Regions from separate parts of the Homo sapiens genome. Here region 2 is linked to region 1. Evidence: chromatin contacts called from ENCODE Hi-C or POLR2A ChIA-PET data. All regions are on one chromosome and are shown on one strand. Each heading gives the region's core, a stretch centred on a gene start or an enhancer-like site at or near the end of the contact. The rest is flanking DNA. Distances are from core to core; before and after follow the strand shown.

Evidence for each region. Hi-C counts contacts between places; a loop is a spot of excess contacts on that map. ChIA-PET counts read pairs that join two places held with the same protein, here RNA polymerase II (POLR2A). Pooled maps may share reads with other maps.
Region 2: a map of PC-9 shows a loop between it and region 1 (5-fold over the local background). The contact joins two enhancer-like sites. A Hi-C loop is called at or near these places in 9 of 168 maps with a recorded cell type or tissue (Calu3, HepG2, IMR-90 and 5 more) and 6 of 50 pooled maps. POLR2A ChIA-PET finds 5 or more read pairs at or near these places in 10 of 52 experiments (A549, AG04450, HCT116 and 7 more).

What each region holds. Positions count from the first base shown.
Region 1 is chr2:234,879,173-234,883,304 of GRCh38, forward strand. All of the region lies in intron 2 of LOC101927896 (a long non-coding RNA gene), which reads right to left. Among named protein-coding and RNA genes, the nearest start is that of SH3BP4, 71 kb to the right of the region's middle. Within about 2 kb of position 1,964, at least 10 of the 41 ENCODE cell types and tissues checked have a DNase peak (open chromatin) inside an H3K27ac peak, as active enhancers do; they include HCT116, PC-9 and endothelial cell of umbilical vein, where a contact is called at or near this core.
Region 2 is chr2:234,968,790-234,972,921 of GRCh38, forward strand. The region is part of intron 1 of SH3BP4 (SH3 domain binding protein 4); the gene reads left to right. Among named protein-coding and RNA genes, the nearest start is that of SH3BP4, 19 kb to the left of the region's middle. Within about 2 kb of position 1,727, at least 8 of the 41 ENCODE cell types and tissues checked have a DNase peak (open chromatin) inside an H3K27ac peak, as active enhancers do; they include HCT116, PC-9 and endothelial cell of umbilical vein, where a contact is called at or near this core.

The sequences.
Region 1 (4,132 bases), core at 714-3,213:
GGAAGCAGGCACATCTTACATGGCAGGAGGTGAGAGAGAGAGCGAGAGGAGGGCAGAGAAGAGAGGAGACAGGAGAAGGGTGGAGAGAGAGACAGGGAAAGAGAGCAGGAAAAACTATCATTTATAAAAACATCAGATCTCATGAGAATTCACTCACTATCAGGAGAACAGCATGGGGGAACCACCCCTATAATCCAATCACTTCCCTCTCTCCACTCCTGGGGATTACAGGTCCCTCCCTCAATACTCGAGGGTTACAATTCGAGGTGAGATTTCAGTGGGGACACAGAGCTAAACCATATCAGCCATATTCCATTGTGTTGTGTCTAACAGTGGAAGCTCCACATATGCAGCTAGTGTGAAGGAGGTGATCTTAAAATCCATTCGAAGAGGCTCAACTGGTGGAAGTGCTCGAATGGGTCCTATGTGATTCAGCTCCATTCTCATCCACTTGCAGCTCTGGATCGAAAACCCAGAGATGAGTGACATTCTGTTCTTATGGGTGCCCAGAGTGGTAGCTGGTGTATTTGAGGATGGCAGATAGTGCTATAAAACAAGAGTCCCGTTGAGACTTTGCTCAAACAGAGCCCCCGCCTGTCTGTTGGAGATTCTTTGTTTCACCCTTTTCAGTAACCAGAGCCACAGCTTCTTTGCTCACGTCCAAATGGAGAAAAAAAAATGGCTGAGCTTTGCACTGCCTGGGTCACCCCTAACTCAATCCCTGCCACCAGGCTGCAGATTTGGGTAGCAGTTTGTTGCCCTAACACAGGATAACTGTGATTGGTTGATATCAATCAAGATATGTCCCTAAAGACCCAGAGGAGCCAATCTCAATCAAGCCTTGGCTGCAGCACAGTGAGAAGTCCCCTGGCATGGCCAGGAGAAACCTACTTTGCCCAACAGGTACGTATCCATGATTGGAAAGGAAAAAAGACCAATTTGTACTGAACCTATATTGAGTACTGACTAAGGAGCTTTTACCATTTAATTTAACCCCAACAGTCCTTAGGGGGAGGGCTTGCTATGCTTATTTCACAGATAAGAAAACTTTAGCTCAGAGAGTATGAGTCATTTGCTTAAGGTCCCACAGCTAATATGCATCAAAGCTTATCTCACCGATTTCATATGCTGCTTGGCACAGCTTGTTAATGACCCTGAAGTCCATCCAAGCTAGACCTGGGAAATACATTTTAGATCCCATTCCCCCAAGTTTTGTTGTTAAAACTCATGTAGAGTATTTGGAATACATATATATGGAATATGAACATATATATATATATAAAAACATATATATATATGGTTTAGACTAAAGTTGGAAGGAAAACTAAAGATATGTTTTTTCCAGTTAAGCATCTTCTAACAGTTTAAGTAATTGGTTTGTGTTATCAGATTGTGGTCTAAACTAGATCACAGGAATGAATCATAGCTGATGTAATGCACACATGTCTTAGCACAGCTATTATGTGGTACCCAGGTGCACTGAATTTTACAATATGAAACCAGAGCTCTGCCCTTGAACCCGGTGAGCAATTATGGCATCATGAACTAGGCACTTGGATGCAGTTCAAAGAGCTGAGAACAAGTTACGAAAACGCAGGGAAAGTAAACTTCGGAGTTCCAGAGAGGTCACTCAATCTCCTCCTGGCCTTGCAGAGATGCCGATATCAGCTCCATGTGAAAACTGGTGGGGAAAACCTACAAGTCCAGGCTTTCACTTTTCCCTTAAAAGAACAGGGGTTGTCCTGAGCTGTGTAGCCTCTGGGATGGTGAGTCTTCCAGAAAATTTTCTCCCAGGGGACTTCACGGAAGAAGAAATTCCCTTCAAACTTGGGCTTTTCAGTTCTGTTACTAGCATTTGGGATTGGACCAATAGCCCCTGATGGCAATTCTGGTTGGGCAGGGGAAGTGTGAGAGTGTGGTGGGCAGGTGGGTAGAGGTGGGAAACGAAGCAAAGGGACAGAGACATGCAGGCTAATGTGGATGGTGGAGACCTCCCAGCAAGGGCAGCACTGCCTGCAGCAATGCCAGAAAGACAGCCTGAAAGAGAAGCTTTCTGCAACCTTAGTTCTTTTTGCTCAGGAAGTACTAAAGTTAGAACCTGCTGTCTTTTAAAAAGAAATGATGTTATTTCACAGATCCGCACATTTAAATAACAAATAAGCCAAGACAAAACAAAACAAAATGTGAAGTCCTAAAATTTAGTTAAGATACATTTTTCTTCTAAGAGACTGCATGGAAATTTTGTTGTTGAAATAATTCACTGTGCTGAGCTTCACTTGAAATGCTTAAATACCTTGAAACCATTTCCATTTTTGCCTTTACTCAAAATAAGTGGTTACTTTCTAATGAATGAAAAGCCCAGTATGTGAAAAGTGTGGCTTAGGCCAATAAAAAGGGAGGTAACAGCATTTTAGTAGTTTCTCAGAAGCAGTTAAAAAATAACACAATGAAGTTTAACAGGCTGAGGAAACATCACACCCCATCATTAAAAACAGCAATGCCAAAAATACCCAGGGGTGAACAGAGGTGAGGGAGACTGCCAAAAGATTATTGCTTGAAGGATTGCCTTTCCTTGTACGGGTACCTACCCAGGGCAGTTGCTCCAGGTTCATGCAGGGGTGGCCATATTTTGTATCACGTGATCCTCAGTCCACAAGCTGATTGGACCAGAGGAGGCCACTTCCCCAGAGGCTGATCAGAACACCGTGATACAGCTCCCTGCAGGGGGCGCTGCGCTGTTTTTGCAGCCAAATGCAAAATGAAACTGTAAGTGCTCTCATTCAAAAAGCAGGAGAAACGTGCCATGGAATGTAGTAAAAGATAAGGCTTTTCCCTTTTTCTACAGTCTCTCAATTTGTTATGGTGTTTTTACTTTGCTCCTTGAGGTCGTTTTGAGTAAAGAAAGAATACAATTTTAAATCATTAGCATGAATTTTACCATTACTCTTCATATTGTGCAATTTCACGTTTAAATACAAACATAAGTACATTTAACTCATATGCAGCATCACCAAAATTACACAATTTGTATTTTGTGGCTTGTACATGCATATATATTTCATTCTTAGCAGAACATTGGAAACACTACAACACATGAACTCAACTGTCTTTATTTCACTTCTTGGTGCACACATTTTCTACTAACAACCTCTACTTTTGGCTTATTGATGAATAAGGAAAGACTTAAAAAAAAAAAAAAAAAAGGAAAAAGCAAGTCTGGCTCTCTTGCCCTTTCCTTCTAAGTCCTCGTTTTCAGCATAAGGGGTTAGCTGGCATAGCTCTGAAGCCTGAATATCTGAGACAGATCTCAGTTAATTTAGGAAGTTTATTTTGCCAAAGTTAAGGACATGCACCTGTGACATAACCTCAGGAGGTACTGATGACATGTGCCCAAGGACATCGGAGCACAGCTTCTGAGAAACCATTAAAATGGTGTCACCTCCCCTTTTATTGTCCTAACCCACACTTTTCACATACTGGGATTTGCATTCATTAGAAAGTAGCCACCACCTGATTTGAGTAAAGGCAAAAATGGAAATGTTTTCAAGGTATTTAAGCATTTCAATTGAAGCTCAGTACAACGAATTATTTCAACAACAAAATTTTCATGTAGTCTCTACAGAGATATGAGACATCAATCAATATATGCAAGATAAACATTGGTTTAATACTGAAATTCCAGGTCATAGGTAGATAAGAGACAAATGGTTGCATTCTTCTGAGTTTCTGATGAGCCTTTCCAAAGGAGGCCATCAGATATGCATTTATCTCAGTGAAGAGTGGGATGACTTTGAATAAATGGGAGGCAGGTTTGCCCTAAGCAGATCCAGCTTGACTTTTCCCTTTAGCTGAGTGATTTGGAGGCCCCAGGATCTATTTTCCTTTCATGTAAGGAAGTCACATGAGTAACGAAGGACATGACAGAGTCCCTTGGTAATTCACGTTTCTCACAGTGCCATTGACTTCCTCCAACTTCTAGAGCAAGTCCTGGATCTAGTGACACATGTACTGAATAAATGACAGTGGGAAGCAGAGCAAAACTCATGGGGCCAAGATACTTTCATTTTTCCACTTTTTTTTTTTTTGCTGGCACTTTGTGTTGCTGTGATATGTAAACATAGATGTCAATTTT
Region 2 (4,132 bases), core at 477-2,976, 89 kb after region 1:
AATTTTACCAGTAGAGAAATCCTGTGTGTGTGTATTTCATACTTTTCCTGATACCCTTTTATTGCCTCCCTTTCTAGGTCATTTCATTGTGGTTTTATTTTATGCAAACAGTGTGCAAGTGATTCTTTCTGCCAGTTTTCATATTTGGTGTTGTAACTCACACAGTTGATCACTGCCCTCTTCTTTGAAGATGCTGTCTTCTAGAGCTCTTTCTTCCTTTATGATTTGGAAGCGAGACCAGCCACCCTGGTTCCAGGCGACTTTGCTGTTAGCTTTAGAAAGGAGAGCATTCAAGCTAGTCTCAGCCCAGGGCTACTTCCCCCAGGGCGCCTCTTCCCCGTAGCCACAGGGGAGCTTTCATTTGAGAGGTTCTAATTTTGTGTTGTTGAAGTTGCCAGTCTTGTTAGGCAGACTGACAGCTTAGGCTATCTCACTTATTGGCTTTTTGCAGAATTTTGTGGGTGGTTTTGGTTTTGTACGTTCGGTGCTCTGATCTGCGGGTGGCTTTGGGGAACGGTAGAGTCTGGGTCTATGCTCCTTCCTCATGGTCAAGTCCCCTCCCCTGAAGTTTGGAAGTTGCATGTCATCACGTGCAGCCCTGGGACGTCCCAGTGTGTGCTGGCTCTGAGTAGGTGGCTCTGTGACCCTGGCCTCTGACTGGGAGGCCACCCTTGTTCCTCCTGCCCATTCATTCGTTGATTCTCTCAGCAGACACGCACAGGCTGCCTTCAGCGCCAGTTGTCGCCTTCCAGCTATTCCAAGGACTGAAAACACAGATCTGATCGTGCCTCTTCCTGGCCTGCAGACTTCCAAGGGCTTCGTGGTTGTACAGAATAAGCCTCCGCTTTTCCACACAGCACACGGAGCCTGGCAGGCTGGACTTGGAGGGTTTTATCCCGAGCCTGCTCCTGCCCTGCCTCCTCTGGTGGGCCCCTAGGATGCCTGTGGGTCCTCTCAGGGAAGCATGTGTGTACCCCAGCCTTTCCCTTACTGCCTCTGCCCAGTGGGACCTTCCTTCTCAGCTTTCAGGCTGAGACGCGTGCTTGCGCGCACACACACACCCCCTCTTTCTCTGTCTCTCTCACACACTCTCGCTGTCTCTCACACACACACTTACACACACTCTGTCACACACACACATTTGCATACACACACACTCCCTGTCTCTCACACACACACACTCTCACACACACTCCCACATACACACACTCGCTGTCTCACACACACACACTGTCACACACTCACAAATACACTTACTCACACACACTCATACACACACTCACACTGTCACTCACACACACTCACAAATACACTCACTCACACACACTCTCACACTCTTACACACACACTCTCACACTCACTCACACTCCCCCTTTGTTTCTAGAGCGCTTCTGCTTTAGTTGTAGCCGTATTGGTCAGAACTCAAAACATTTGGGAACGCTGATGCCGAAGGACTGGCCGGATGGAATCTTAAATGTAGAGAAGCCTTAACCCCTCTGTAAACCTTGGCGGGACTTCTCCTTTGTGCATCAGAATCAACTGTGAAGGTTAAAGATACTGCTCAGGTCCTTCCCCTAGAGATTCCATTGGCCTGGAACTGGGACCTCTGGCTTTTTAATTTTAAAAGCATCCTAGGTGACTCGATAGGCCCAACTGGGATTGAAAATGAGCAGTTTAGACAGTTACCTCCTTTGGAATACGTGTCTTGAGTGGTATCATTTCTGAGATCATGGTTTTACAAAACTTCGGGTGTGCATAACTCTTTTTATTGTAGGAATAATAAAAGCCTTTGTAGTCATTCCAAACATTACAGACACATAGAAAGTGAACAGTGAGTCACCCTCCTTTCCTGGAGCGCCTTCCCTCGGGGCGCCCGCCTTGCATTCCGCCGCTAATTCCAGCTAATTGGGGTGCACTCTTCAGCTGACTTCTGTTGCGTAGGTTTCCATGTCTGTATTCCCAGATGGGATTTATGTGTCGTTTTCTTTTTTGTTTATTAGCGCTGGGGATCAGGATCACTTTTTGCCTCGTAAAAGCAATTGGAGAGAGGGTTGACTTTTTTTTTTTAACTGCGTTGGAATTGTTCTGTAGGTTATCACGCCCAGATTGAAAGAAGGTAGATGTGGGGATGGCTGCAGCGTGAGTTACCGGACACAAATTTCTTCAGAGACTACATGAAGACAACAAAATAGGCTACTCATTATGGCCTTCCCCCACTGCCTTTAAAAAAATTCTAAAATTGTGGTAAAAGACATAATATAAATGTTATCATCCTAACCATCTGGAGCATACAGTTCAGTTGCCTTAGTGTTGTACAGCAGAATCTTCACACCTTTTTCATCTTGCAGAATGAAAATTCTGTACCCGTTTCCTCCTCCCCCAGCTCTTGGCACCCACCATTCCACTTTCTGTTGCTATGAATTTGATTACTACAGGTACCTCACGTAGGTGGAATCATACAATATTTGTCTTTTTGTGATTGGCATATTTCACTTAGCATAGTGTCTTCAAGGTTCATCCATGCTGTGGCCTATCATGTTACAGTTGAAGGCTGCATAATATTCCATTATATGTATATGTTATATTTTATTTATCCATTCATCTGTCCATGGACATTTGAGTTGTACCTCGTGGCTATTGCGAATAATGCTGCTGTGAACCTGGGTGTGCAGATATCTCTTTGAGACCCTGCTCTCAGCTCTTTTGGGTATATTCCCAGAGGTGGAATTGCTGGATTATATGGTAATTCTATTTTTAATTTTTTGAGGCACTTCCATATTGTTTTCCTTAGCAGTCACTCCATTTGGCATTTCCGTCGACAGTGTACAAGGGTTCCGGTTCCTTCACATCCTCACCAGCGTTTGTTATTTTCTGGTTTTTTGACAGTAGCTGTCTCAGCAGGTGTGTGGTGGTCTCCCACAGTGTTTTTGATTTGCATCTCTCTGATGACTCATGATGTTGGCCAGCTTCCCTTCTTTAAACTGCATTTATTAACTTAAATTTTCTGTAAAGTTTTCCTTTTTCTTTTTTTCTTTTCTTTTTTTTTGAGACGGAGTCTTGCTCTGTCGCTAGGCTGGAGTGCAATGGCGTGATTTTGGCTCACTGCAACCTCTGCCTCCCAGGTTCAAGCGATTCTCCTGCCTCCGCCTCCAGAGTAGCTGAGACTACAGGCGTGTGCCACCATGCCCAGCTAATTTTTGTATTTTTAGTAGAGACGGGGTTTCACCATGTTGGCCAGGATGGTCTCCATCTCTTGACCTCATGATCCACCCGTCTCAGCCTCCCAAAGTGCTGGGATTACAGGTGTGAGCCACCGTGCCCGGCCTTTTTTTTTTTTGTTTTTTGTTTTTTTTTTGTTTTGAGACAGTGTCTCAATCTGTCGCCCAGGCTGGAGGGCAGTGGCGCCATCTTGGCTCACTGCAACCTCTGCCTCCTGGGTTCAAGTGATTCTCATGCCTCAGCCTCCTGAGTAGCTGGGATTATAGGCACGCACCACCATGCCCGGCTAATTTTTGTATTTTTTTAGTAGAGACAGGGCTTTACCATGTGGCCAGGTTGGTCTCGGACTCCTGACCTCAGGTAATCCACCTGCCTAGGCTTCCCAAAGTGCTGGGAAGCATGGTGGCTCATACCTGTAATCCCTTCAGTTTTTTTGTATTTTTTCTTTTTTTGGTAGAGATGGAGGAGGGAGGAGGGAAGCTGAGGCAGGAGGATCGCTTGAGCCCATCAGTCTGAGACCAGCATGGGCAACATAGTGAAACCCTGTCTCTACAAAAAAATACAAAAAATTAGCTGGGCATGGTGGCATGTACCTGTAGTCCCAGCTACTGGGAAGACTGAGGCAGGAGGATGGCTGAGCCCAGGAGGTCAAGCCTGCAGTGAGCTGTGATCATGCTGCTGCACTCCAGCCTGGGTACAGAGCAAGACCTTGTTAAAAAAAAATAAATAAAGCTCAAGTGAATTGTTTTAGATAGTGTGTGTTTTCTTTCATTGCACGTTTGCTTGGGGAGCTTATTTCTGAACAGACTGCAGAGAGAAGTTCCTTCCGTAAAAAGTGGGAACAAGCCTTTTTCCCGGCTTCACTCTTCCAAAGCCACCTTTACCTTTGCAGATTGTTGAGAGTGAATGTAGT